2 separate regions of the Homo sapiens genome follow, and region 2 is linked to region 1. Evidence: chromatin contacts called from ENCODE POLR2A ChIA-PET data. All regions are on one chromosome and are shown on one strand. The core of a region is the stretch at or near the end of the contact, and the rest is flanking DNA. Distances in the headings are between cores, read along the strand shown.

Evidence for each region. ChIA-PET counts read pairs that join two places held with the same protein, here RNA polymerase II (POLR2A).
Region 2: POLR2A ChIA-PET joins it to region 1 with 12 read pairs in IMR-90. The contact joins two enhancer-like sites. POLR2A ChIA-PET finds 5 or more read pairs at or near these places in 2 of 52 experiments (IMR-90 and activated CD4-positive, alpha-beta T cell).

The regions. Positions count from the first base shown.
Region 1 is chr17:72,512,481-72,519,306 of GRCh38, forward strand. All of the region lies in intron 1 of LINC00673 (long intergenic non-protein coding RNA 673), which reads right to left. Among named protein-coding and RNA genes, the nearest start is that of LINC00673, 77 kb to the right of the region's middle. RefSeq lists enhancers at 2,617-3,117, 3,265-3,454, 4,417-4,925. Within about 2 kb of position 2,996, at least 11 of the 41 ENCODE cell types and tissues checked have a DNase peak (open chromatin) inside an H3K27ac peak, as active enhancers do.
Region 2 is chr17:77,042,652-77,049,477 of GRCh38, forward strand. No RefSeq gene overlaps it. Among named protein-coding and RNA genes, the nearest start is that of SNHG20, 43 kb to the right of the region's middle. Within about 2 kb of position 3,165, at least 2 of the 41 ENCODE cell types and tissues checked have a DNase peak (open chromatin) inside an H3K27ac peak, as active enhancers do.

The DNA of each region.
Region 1 (6,826 bases), core at 1,746-4,245:
CCTGTAATCCCAGCTACCTGAAAGGCTGAGGCCAGAGAATTGCTTGAACCTGGGAGGTGGAAGTTGCAGTGAACCCAGATCAAGCCACTGCACTCCAGCCTGGGCGATACAGCGAGACTCCGTCCCCCTGACCAAAAAAAGAAAAAGAAAATATCTGTAAGAAAGCTGGAGTGCTTTCAATTTCTCACAACTTGATTGGGTTGGTTCTCTGTCTACTTTCCTAGCTGGGACTAATCACTGAAGCACCCAGGGTTATTTACATGAACACCAGCTTCTAGAAAACTCTGCCCCTCCTCCCTTAGGAGGCTCTCAGGTTCCCCTGCTGCATAGACCTGGGGCAGCCACCACATTTCCCATACCCTAGAGAAGAAAGAACAAAGGGCCATTTGCAACACGGGACACTTCAGGAGGGAAATCCAGGGGTGGCCTCAACCACTAAAGTAACATGAGAGCTCGATGCTCCCTAAAGAGCCCAGCAGAGGGGGGCAAGGAGAGTCACGGAAGTGGGTGGGTACCCCGTCCAAAGGCTGGTTCACAGTTTGCCCTGGCCCCTCCATCCTCCCACCAGAAGACAAGAGGATTGCTTTCACTCCTGGGTCATTCCTGCCAGCCCTCCCTACTGTGCCTACCTGGAGGTGGGCAGTGAGAGGGACAGGGTGGGAAAGCCTTGGCCCCAAGAGACTCTGGGCAGGGCCCTGGATGGACCACCCAAGCCATCCTGCTGCAGCAAACAGATGGTGTGGGCCGCCTGGGGACCGTGAAGTGCACTGCTCAGCTCTTATTCCCGAGAGGGATGTCTGTGTTCACAGGGCCTTATTCTACACACACCCAGCCTAGCAGCAGCTGGAGTCTACTAGGTGGCAAAAAAGTTAGCCATAAGAGTTTGGGGTCATTCATTCATTCACATCTTCAACATTTTTTTTTTTTTGAGACAGGATCTCACTCTGTCTCCCAGGCTGGAAGGCAGTGGCACAATCTCGGCTCACTGCAGCTGTGACCTCCTGGGCTCAAGCAATCCTCCCACCTCAGCCTCATTTTTTTTTTCTTTTTTTTTGAGATGGAGTCTCACTCTTGTTGCCCAGGCTGGAGTGCAGTGGTGCAATCTCGGCTCACTGCAAGCTCTGCCTCCCGGGTTCACGCCATTCTCCTGCCTCAGCCTCCCTAGTAGCTGGGACTACAGGCGCCCGCCACCACGTCTGGCTAATTTTTTGTATTTTTAGTAGAGACAGGGTTTCACCATGTTAGCCAGGATGGTCTCGATCTCCTGACCTCATGATCTGCCCGCCTCAGCCTCCCAAAGTGCTGGGATTACAGGCGTGAGCCACTGCACTCAGCCCCACCTCAGCCTCTTGAGTAGCTGGGATTACAGGTATGCACCACCATGCTTGGCCAATTTTTTTTTTTTTTTTTTTTTTTTTTAGCAATGGGGTCTCCCTATATCTCCCAGGCTGGTCTCGAACTCCTGGGCTCAAGTGATCCTCCCACCTCAGGCTCCCAAAGTGCAGAGATTACAGGCATGAGCCACTATGCCTGGCCACATTCAACAATTAAAGAGTCTAATTTGCCAAGTATTGGAGATAAAATATGCAACAAAAACATCCAGCTCCCCAGTCCAGTGGAAGGAGACCTGATATGGTTTGGCTGTGTCCCCACCCAAATCTCATCTTGAATTGTAGCTCCCATAGTCCCTACATGTCATGGGAGGGACCTGGTGGGAGGTAATTGAATCATGGGGGCAGGTTTTTCCTATGCTATTCCCATGACAGTAAATAAGTCTCACGAGATCTGATGGTTTTATAAAGGGCAGTTCCCCTGCACACACTCTCTTGCCTGCCACCATGTAAGAGGCGCCTTTGCTTCTCCTTTTCCTTCCGCCATGATTGTGAGGCCTCCCCAGCCATGTGGAATTGTGAGTCCATGAAACCTCTTTATCTTGATAAATTACCCAGTCTCGGGTATTTCTTCATAGCACTATGATAATAGACTAACACAGGACCAACATTAATCAAGCACACACAGCAATGAGCTGTGACTGCAGATAGAGGTAGCTTCCTCCAGGCTTAGGAATCCCATTGTGCAAGCAAGCTAACAAAGGATTGGCCTAAAAAGGTAGCGACACAACCTGAGGGAGAAATAATCCATCTGCTCTTGACTTTGGGTAGTTACTTAATCCTTCTACGCCTCGCTTTCTCATCTGTAAAATGGGCCAATATATATGTGACAGTGGGTAGGCTTAAATGTGGCAAGGTCTTTAAGGACTTTAGCAAAGTGAAAACTCTCAATCATGTTAAATTGTGTTAGTAGAAGGGCCCCTTGGAATGAAGGCATCGAGCTTAAGCCCACAGAGCTGGCCCCTGGGCTTCCTGTAGCAATGCTCCAATGCCCACACCCATCTCTTCCCCTGCAGACAGGCCCGGCCTATCCCTGAATCTCAGTAGATTCTGATAGATTCCCTCATCTTTGCCATTCTCTCATTTAGCCTGATTCCAGCGAGAGCCTCTAACCTCCCCTGTTATTTCAGCCCTGGGTCTCTTTAAGCAGCCACTGCCAAGCTGTGGGGGATTCATGGTGATTCAGCCCTGGCCCCAAGCAAGCTGGATGTGCTATCGCTCAGCCAGGATATGGCTGGGAGCCCACAGGCTGCTGCGAAGAGACAAAGCTGTCCTCTCCAGCCTTCGAAATCTCCCTTCCTTCTACTGACAGGCACATTGCGGGTCCAGCCATCATGCCCAAGGTGGTCAGAGGCTGGCTTCAGCCTCTTAAAGATTGAAGGCAAGACAATCATCCACCTCCACCCCAGGAGGAAAATGAGGCAGCTGAGCAGTTTCCTCCTGCTCTCTTACTCTCATGTAAGGCATCGTATCTGAATGTAGACAGAGTATTTGCTTGTTTTCTCTTTCTTAGGAGGCAGGACCAGGGAGAGACCCAGCAAAGAGAAGGTCCCAAGCCTAGCTCAAATCTCCTGGTCCTGGAACATTCAGGAGCCGCCCCACTTCAATGGTAATTGGCCTATTTCCATCTGGTTTCCAAGCAACATGACACAAAATCCCCAGGAACCTTATCACAGAGCCAGTGAACTGGAAGGGGCTGGAGATCGCTCTGGCCCAAACTCCCTGCGCCAAAGCATGCGGGGCGACTCAGACACAAAAGGGAGGAAGGCACAGTCTCTGCCCAGAGCCCACGGTGGCACCAAGAAACTCCTTTTACCACTGAAGAAGAAAAGGAGGTCCAGTCTTTTGGAGGCAAGACAAGGTCACCTACAGAGGGCCTCAGCCGAGCAACTCGCTAGAGGTTGTTTTCTGCATGACCACCTTCCCTGCACCGTGGATCCCTGGGGTGGGTGGTTTAGGGGCTTTCCAGGTAAGAGCCAGGGTCAGCGCCAGGAAATGATGACAAGTCTGTCTGAACCCTTTCCGCAGACATACAATTGACCTCCTCCAGCCAAGCGCTGCTCCAGTTAGAATCTTTCTAAAACTACATAGGCAAATGTCTAGCAATTGTCATTCAACTCTCACAATGAAAGGGTAAAAACTCATTTTAATGTGTCTCCCTTGTACCACTTTCTTAGTATGCCTGAATCCATTTCATCTCAAGGACCATACATCAAGCACTGCCTTCTCAGGTACTCAACTCTGCATGCCTAGATGAAGCCACAGCACTCCAAATCTGATTATGGGGATATTTTAGGAAGACAGCCTTGCATTAAAAACTGAAATCCTAGCCAGGCACAGTGGCTCATGCCTGTAAACCCAGCACTTTGGGAGGCCGAGATGGGAGGATCACTTGAGGCCAAGAGGTCAAGACCACCGTGGGCAATACAGTGAGACCTCCGTCTCTACAAAAAATAAAAAATGGAAAAACTAGCTAGGCATGGTAGTACATGCCTGTGGTCTCAGCTACTCGGGAGGTTGAGGCAGGAGGATAGCTTAAGCCTGGGTGATCAAGGCTGCAGTGAGCTCTGATGGCACCACCGTACTCCAGTCTAGATGACAGAGCAAGGCCCTGTCTCAAAAGAAAAAAAAAAAAGAAAAAAGAAATGGAGTCCACTGAACACTAAAAAAAGGATGAATTTTACTGTATGTAAATTATTCCTCAATAAAACTGACTTTAGGAAGAAAATCCACAGGCTCACCCTTCCTAAAGAAAAAAATACACATATAATATCAGGGAGGAAAAAAAAGAAGGAAATTCACACCTTTTTGCTTGACAGAAGTACGGTGCTTGCTTTTTCAATTAAAACTAAAAGGCTACTCCTTTAGGAAACAAAAGTGGGTTCAGCTCCAACAGCCAAGCAAAGCAACGGACTCACCCCACTGGGGATCCCACAGCTGGAAGGTCCCTGACCTACTTCCGCCCAGATCGCCTGAAAGGCCCACGGGGCACCAGCCAAGAGTGGGAAGCAGAGCCGGGCAGCGGGTGCAGGGTGGTGAGCAGAGCACTCCCCCTCTCGCCCCACAGGACACACACAGGCTGAGGGCAAATGATTCCCAGACAGGGACCTGGTGAACAAAGAGGTTACGCAACTCACTAATCACTCAAGACAGCCAAAAACAGAACCTGACATCACGTGCCTGTGACCATCCCCACGGACTGCCTGTGAACTCCCGTAGAAGGTATTCAACAGTTTGTGGAATTACACTGAGCTTGAGTCGGGCTGCAAATAAAAATAAAGTCACTTTTCCCCTAATCCTGTAAGAAACTGGGCACTCAGGGACACGTTAACTCTTTCATGCTCTCTAGAGCCCATTTGAGTCTCAATGGATTCAAGGTTTGGTGGGATGGAAACATGAGTATAGTAAGAATCATCTTAGACTATAAGAAATTCCAAAAATGGCGGGGCAAAAAAAAAAAAAAGGAAAAAAAGAAAAGAAATGGGGAAATTTTGTTACGGTCTTGCATATAACCAAGGTTTTCTCCTTGTCACGGACCAAACCATGATCTGAGTTTGGAGCCTTCTAGAATCCTGAAAACTAGCAAATCCATCTAGTGACAAGATGCACTAAAGCCCTGTGTGGTTTCTAAAAGTTGCTAAAAACTCTAGAATGGCAAACGTTGATAGGGTGGTAGGAGGATGGGGTACTGCACTGATTATCTTTTTAACCTAGATTTCATTAACAATCACCAATTACCGTATACATCCTAAACACCAGGCACTACACAAAGTAACTTAAAGTTATCAGTGCATTCAATCATCATAGTCCTAAAAGATGGGCACGGCCACTTCTATTTGATAGGTGGGAGCACTGAGGATACCTAGCTAGGTGATGGCAGAGCTGAGACTCAAACCCCCAGCTAACCCCAAAACACACACCCCTAATTTTGTCATCCGGCTCTCTGATTAAAAGTGAGAGGCTTTTCTACCCAGTGTGCTGAGCCCAAGTGCCCAAAGATGAACTGTTTCCATGAGTTGTCAGATTTCTGACCCAGAGATGGCAGGACAGAAGCATCTGACTGGATCAGGGAGGTGGCAGAGGCCCAGGGAAGAGGGAGGGCCTGGCGGTTTCAGTGAAAGTCAAAATGACCTCCCCAAATATGCAGCAGAAATTCTCCAGGTACCAGGCCACTGCTGGAGAGATCAGAGGCTCAAGGCTGCCAAGAACAAGGAACTACTGCCAGAAATAAGTTAAGACCTCCCCACAGGTCTCCAGCGGTCACCCACCGTTCCTTAGATCAGTCTCCACCCTCTAAGTAGAAGACAAAAGTGGATCTCCAGAACCTTGAAGCTATTATGCTCTGTGAAAGAAGCCAGACACGAAAGGCCACATATTGTGAGGTTCTGTTTATGTAGAATATTCAGAATAGGCAAATCCATAGAGCCAGAAAGTAGACTAATGTTTGGCAGGGGCTGGAGGGAAGGGAGAATGGAGAAATGACCGCCTAATGAGCGCAGGCTTTCCTTTTGGGGTGGTGTATGCATACGTCCAGACTCTTCAAAATGTGTGTATTAAACAATGTACAATTTATGCATACCAATTTTCATTCAATAAAGATTTTTAAAGGACTTGGAAAAAAGTTCTGAATACAAATAGTGGTGATGGTTGCACAACACTGTAAATGCTTTCATGTCACTGAACCGTATACTTTAAGTTGGTTAAAACGGTAAATGATGTTATATTGTTATATGTATTTTACCACAGTTTTTTTAAGGTGGAATCTCCAAAGAATCCTAGAACTCATTCAGTCCAAGCCTAAAACCGAAACACGGAGTCGGGGCTTAGCCTCTAAGGGCTGTGAGGGTTAGAACTGGATGTTCCCCTAAGACCCTCAAATTCATAAACTCATTGTTTAGAGAGAGGGTGGTGCCGGCAAGCAGGGAAGGAAGAAGGCCTGCGAGACGGTGAGGCCGGACAGAGCACTGGCTCCTTCTGAGGCGACCAGGGGGAGCGAGGTGCAGCCAGGGAGGCAGGGCCCCCGCCCATGCATCCTCCCCCAGACCCCTCGCCTCTTCCCACCTGGCAGACCTCATGCTTCCTTCCTTGGGGCTGGGAGCCCAGTGCCCTTGGTCTGCATCACAGAGTCAACAACAATTTATCTGAACTGAGCAAACAAGGCAGCCATAAGAGGCGGAACTCTGACAATATTTAATGACTCCGGGGGTGGGGAAGCTTTGCAGGAGAAGGAGGGCAGGCGAGGAAAGGAACCAGAGAGGAGGCAGAAAACTCCAGGGGAAATTCCGTCGGGGGGAAGATAAAAGGGGGCTGTAAAGCAATTTTGACAGGTTAACAGACAGGTAATATTCCAACGGTGTTTACTTAACCAGGCTAGCACTCCATGCAGCGCCGATTAAGCTGCAGCACGAGAGCCTCAGCAGCTAAGGGTTTCACAG
Region 2 (6,826 bases), core at 1,915-4,414, 4.5 Mb after region 1:
GTTCAGCCATGGGAACCTGCCAGCTGCTCTCTGGGCCCACCTGCTATTTGCACCAACCTAGGAATCTGTGAGATGCACTTGCCTTCCCAGTTACAGTGTGTCAGTTCCCAGCCAGAGCCCTGTGTAGTTGCTACACAAGATAGAATTACACGCAATTCTCTGCTCTTGAATTTAAACAGCTGCTAACACCTACCTGATCACATTGTATTTAGTAACCAGCCAGCCTGTGTTTTAATTCCAGTCTCCTAGCGCTTCCCAGCCTTTATTACGCGCCAGAGATTTCTGTGCAAACACAACTGGATCTTCGATGCCTCTTTGACAGACTTGGCAATCCGTTTGCCCTCCTATGCCTGGTAGTGATGGAGGCCTGACTTATCCCTCCCTCCCTTGGGAGTCTATTAATGGAGGGGGAGATGCACACAGAGGCACACACGTGGAAAGAGCTTTTGAGGCTGAAAAACTGCTCAGCTTAAAAGAGCTGCAGGCACATCTCTCCAGCCTCCAGGGTTTCCCTTGGTCCCCGTGATGGCAGCCAGCAGCTACAGGTTCTGACATCAGTTGTCTGCTTTCTGCCACCGATTTCTGGGAACCATTGAGGGCAGGAGAGCCTGCCTATGCCAGTGCTACCCTAAGATGTGTACACTGTTGTTTATTCTTCTCCTATCAAGGCTTCTCTTGGGGCGATTCAAGCTGGAATACAGACTGCCGGCGCGGGCCCGGTAGCTCACAGCTGTAATCCCAGCACTTTAGGAGGCTGAGGTGGGTGGATCACGAGGTCAGGAGATCGAGACCATCCTGGCCAACATGGTGAAACCCTGTTTCTACTAAAAATAAAGAAATTAGCCGGGCATGGGGGTGCATGCCTGTAATCCCAGCTACTCGGGAGGCTGAGGCAGAAGAATCGCTTGAAACCAGGAGGCAGAGATTGCAGTGAGCCAATATCACACCATTGCACTCCAGCCTGGAGACAGAGCTAGATTCCGTCTCAAAATTTAAAAAACAAAAACAAAAAACAAAACAAACAAAAAAAAAAAACACAGACTGCCTTTCAGATGTTGTGTATTAGTCCGTTCTTGCGCTGCTATGAAGAAATACCTGAGACTGGGTCATTTATAAAGAAAAAGAGGTTGAATTGGCTCACGGTTCTGCAGGCTCTACAGGAAGCATGGCAGCGTCTGCTTCTGGGGAGGCCTCGGGGAGCTTTGACTCATGGCAGAGGGCAAGAGCAGATGTCTTGTAAGAGCAGACATCTTACATGGCAGGAGCAGGAGCAAGGAGGGGGATGCCACACACTTTAAAACGACAAGATCTCACGAGAACAGCACCAAGAGGACGGCGCCAAACCATTCATGAGAAACCGCGCTCATGAGCCAATCACCTGCCATCAGGACCCACCTCCAACACTGGGGATTACAATTTGACATGAGATTTGGTGGGGACACAGATCCAAACCGTATCCAGTTGTGATAGATTAAATTACTATTCAGCAGATACTCTGTGTGCACTGTGGGCAGAGGGTACTTCCCTGCTCCACTGATATTTTTAAATTATTATTATTATTATTATTATTATTATTATTATTCAAGATGGAGTCTCGCTCTGTCACTCAGGCTGGAGTGCAATGGAGCAACCTCGGCTCACTGCAACCTCTGCCTCCTCAGTTCAAGCAATTCTTCTGCCTCAGCCTCCAGAGTAGCTGAGATTACCGGTGCCTGCCACCATGCCCAGCTACAAAATTTTGTATTTAGTAAAAATACAAAGGGGGGAGGGGGGAGGGATAGCATTGAGAGGTATACCTAATGCTAGATGACGAGTTAGTGGGTACAGCACACCAGCATAGCACATGTATACATACGTAACTAACCTGCACAATGTGCACATGTACCCTAAAACTTAAAGTATAATAATAATAAAAAAAAGTCCAAAAAACACAAAATAACTTTTGTATTTAGTAAAAATGCAAAATAACTTTTGTATTTAGTAAAAATGCAAAATAACTTTTGTATTTAGTAAAAATGCAAAATAACGGCCAGGCAAGGTGGCTCACTCCTGTAATCCCAGCACTTTAGGGGGCCGAGGTGGGTGGATCACCTGAGGTCAGGAGTTCGAGACCAGCCTGACCAACATGGTGAAACCCTGTCTCTACTAAAAATAAAAAAATAGCTGTGCGTGGTGGCGCGTGTCTGTAGGCCCAGCTATTCGGGAAGCTGAGACAGGAGAATCTCTTGAACCTGGGAAGCAGAGGTGGCAGTGAGCTGATATTGCACCAGTGCACTCCAGTCTGGGAGGTTGCAGTGAGCTGAGATCATGCCACTGCACTCCAGCCTGGGTGACAGAGTGAGACTCTGTCTCAAAAAAAAAATACAAAATACAAAATAACTTTTGTATTTTTAGTAGGGACAGGGTTTCACCATGTCGGCCAGGGTGGTCTGGAACTCCTGACCTCAAGTGATCCACCCACCTCGGTCTCCCAAAGTGCTGGGATTACAGGCATGAGCCACTGCGCCCAGCCTGTTCCACTAATATTGAGTTTGAGCTTGGGACTTGATTTGTCCAATGAAATGTTAGCAGACGTGATCAGTGCAGTAGATTGAAGTGCTGATGTGGACGGCTTGCCCTCTTGCCCATCTGCCTTCTGCTATGAATAGGATGTGCCTTGACTAACCACAAGTCCAACTGAGGTAAAAGACTGGTAGGATTTGTTTTCTGGCCATAACCATGCTGACCAAAACAAACAGGATTTCGTCCAGACAGGATAAAGTAAAGAAACCAGTGAAAACCAGCAGATGATGACCAGGGTGATTCTTGGCTGCCCTCGTCGCTCAATAGCATAAGGCACTCCCACCAGCTCCATCACAGTTTACAAATGCCATAGCAATGACCTGGAAGTTATCACTTTTCCATGGCAGTGACCTGGAAGGTACTGCCCCTTTCCTGGAGAGTTCTAAATAATCTGCCCCCTCACTCTGCATTAACCAACCCCTTAACTGACATGTGATTGAAAGTGGGTATAAGTGGGTATAAATACAGTTACCAAGAGCTCATATGTTGCCGACTCTGGGCACACTGCCTATGAGTCACCCCTGCTCTGCAAAGAGCAGTACCGTTCCAGAAAAGATTGCTGTTTAGCACCACCGGCCTGCCCTTGAATTATCTCCTGGGCAAAGACAAGAACCCTCCTGGGCTAAGCCTCAACGTTGGGGTTCGCCTGTCCTACATCACAATGAGGATGGAATCCCACAGAGCAGGCCTGGACCTGCTTGCAGCATGAAGCCTACTCCAGCTGGGCCTAGAAAAGATCAGCCAAACCCTCATTGACCCACAGGCAAATGAGTAAGAAATAAATGCTCACTTTTGCATGCCATTGAGTTTTGGAATTATTTGTTAAGCAATAATAGTTGACTAATTCAAGGGAGCAGGCTTCCCTTTCTTCCCACATTCTCCCTAGCTGTCCTTTTGAATATTAAATCGGCAGCAATTAACACTACTGATCCTCCCACAAGAAGAAAATAAACTTGGAGTAGATTTGCCAGGAATGGGGGGTCCCTTACATGGAGCCACATTCATTATCTTGCCCAGGCTCCCCAGCAAACAGCCTTACCTTATTAATTATCAATATGGTTATACATAGAGCAAAGCTAGTTCAGCTGTTCGAGCCAATTGGCCAAATCCAGGCCCAATGCTGGAGGCTTGGCCTCCTTAATATGTGTAACCAGGCTGGGCATGGTGGCTCACACCTGTAATCCCAGCACTTTGGGAGGCTGAGGCATGAGGATCACTTGAGCCCAGGAGTTTGAGACCAGCCTGGGCAACATGGTTAGACTCTATTTCTAAAAAAAAAAAAAAAGAAAAGAAAAAAAATGTTTTAAATAGCTGGGAGTGGTGGCACCTGCATGGCCACAGCTACTCAGGAGGCTGAGGTGGGAGGATTGCTGGAACCCGGGAGTTCGAGATCAGCCTGGACAACATAGTGAGACTCCGTCTCTACAAAAAAAAAAAAAAAAAAAAATTAGCATGGTATGGTGGTGCACACCTGTGCTCCCAGCTACTTGAGAGGCTAGGGTGGTAGGATAGCTTGAGCCCAGGATGTCAAGGCTGCAGTGAGCTGTGGTAGTACCACTGCACTCCAGCCTCGGCGACAGAGTGAGACCTTATCTCAAATAAAATAAAGTTCGAACTAGCTGGTAACAGAGATCATCCTGGCACACTCAGAATGCTGTGCAGTCACCCATCCTTAGGAATCCATCCATCCCAAGGCGCCGTCCAGCTGCAGAGGTGCTAGATCAAAAGTAAGTGCTTCTAAAAGGTCTCGGAGAGTGGAGGGCAAGGGCTGAGTTCTCAGAAACATTCTTGCCTTGTCTGACATCAGGCAGCTTCTCCTCACCCCCTCCCTGGCCACACTCCTTCCTCACCTGTCTCCTCGCCCCATCCCAGCCCTTCTCTGCAATGCCTCTTCCCTCAGCTTACCCCCTGTCATGGTCCTAATCAATTCCCCAGCCAAAAAAAAATGTGTTCGTCCAGAGAGTTGAATCCTCAAATCACCCAGATAATCAATATTCGACTACTGTGCTACAGAGCAGGAGATCGATTTGCTGCCAGCCATTGCCAGGCAACTGGAAACTTTCATGCCATCCCCCTCCGACGAAGGCACCGTGGATAGTGGGGCAGCACTGCGGGGCTGGGTTTTAGGGATCAGTGGTGTGCAAATGCAGTGGACCGTAGGGAGAAGAGAGGGTCTTGCTGCTTTCTTTTTTAAAAAAATAAAACAGGATCTCACTCTGTCACCCAGCCTGGAGTGCAGTGGCATGATCATAGCTCTCTGCAGCCTCAATTTCCTGGGCTCAAGTGATTCTCCCACCTCAGCCTCCCAAGTAGCTGGGACTTGACAGGCATGGGCCACTGTGACTGGCTAATTTTTTTTTTTGCAGAGACTGGGTCTCACCGTGTTGCCCGGGCTGGTCTCGAATTCCTGGGCTCAAGTGATCATCCGCCTTGGCCTCTCAAAAGGCTGGGATTATAGGCGTGAGCTGCCATGCCCGGCCTTCCTGCTGCTTTCAAGACTTCAGTGATGTTCCATCCAACATTCTGGCTTGAGGAAAATCACTTGTTTAAAAATCCTTTTTACTATAGAAAATTTCAAATATTTGCTCAGAGGGATACTATAATGAAAATCCATGTACTCATTACCTAGCTTTAACAATTATCAACCATGGGTGAATTTGGTTTTATTCTACCAGTCCCTCTCTGCCATCGGATTATAGTTGAGCAAATCTTCAACATCATTCATAGATATTTCAGTATGTATCTCTGAAAGAGAAGAAATCTCTTTTTTCATAAATATTTCAGCATTTATTTGCAAACCTACGATGCCATTCGGTACCTGGTTTAATATAAAAATTTAGTTGTGTTTTTTATTTTTATATTTTTGAGACAGGGTCTCACTCTGTCACCCAGGCTGAAGTGCAGTGGCACCATCCTAGCTCACTGCAGCCTTGACCTCCTGGGCCCAAGTCATCCTCCTGCCACAGCCTCCCCAGTAGCTTGGACTACAGGTGTGCACCACCATGCCTGGTTAATTTTTTAAAAGTTTTTTGTAGAGATGAGGTCTCACTATGTTGCCCAGGCTGTAAAAAGGCTAGTTTTTTTTTTTAAAAAAAAATCTTATTCTCTTATTTTAATTGCAAAAGTAATACACACTCATACTAAATAAAACAATACAGAAATATATAAGAAGGAATCTTAAAAAACAAAAAACCACAACATCATTATCATACTTTCAAGAAATTAATCTTTGTTTCTCCATAGCATCAAATATCCAGTCAGTGTTCAAACTTCCCTAAATACCTTAATTTTTTAAAGTTTTCTTTTAATCGGGAATCAAACAAATTTCAAACATTCAGCTGGGCATGGTGGCTCACACCTGTAATCCCAGAACTTTGGGAAGCCAAGGTGGGCAGAACACTTGAGGTCAGGAGTTTGAGGCCAGCCTGGCTAACACGGTGAAACCCCGTCTCTACTAAAAATACAAAAAATTAGCCAGATGTGATCTTGGCTACTCAGGAGGCTGAGGCAGGAAGATCGCTTAAACCCTGGAGGCAGAGGTTGCAGTGAGCCAAGATCACACCACTGCACACCAGCCTGGGCAACAGACTGAGATTCTGCCAACAAACAAACAAATAAAAAAAACATTGTAATTGGTTGGTATGTTTCTTAGGTTTCTTTTAATCTGCCAGTTTCCCTTGCAGTTTATCTCTTGAAAAGGAGGATCACTGGTTCTGTGGAGAATCCCGCAGCCCAAATCTTACACCCCGTGGTGGGGTTTAGCACGTGCCTCCATCTCCTGCACTGCCAGAAGGTTTCCATGGATTGGAAATTGGACCAAGCAGCTTGGTCAGATTCAGGTTTGACATAGTGGTAAGACTACTTTCTTAGCCATTTTCATCAGGTGTCTAGAATGCCTGGCCTCACATGTTTATTGAAGGAGGAGAAGAAAGGCTACTTTGGAGAAACCCATAGATCCATTTTCCAAGTCTGACTAACCAAGATTCTTCAGAGGTGCTGAGGGATTTATCTGATGACAAAAAAAAATATCTATATCAATAATTAATCTCGAAGTGTCCTTGTTGCAGCCAGTGATAAGAGAAAGCTGCACAGTGCCTGAGTCTAGCAGATCTGCGGAGACCACTCTGGGACAAAATACATAAACACTAGTAAATTACTTCAAAGCTTTTCTCTTTTTTAATTAACTGGAGTAATTTTGTAATAATCCCCATGGCTTGTGTCTTAAAATGCAAGTCAGTTAAGGATCGAATCCATCCTCCCACGG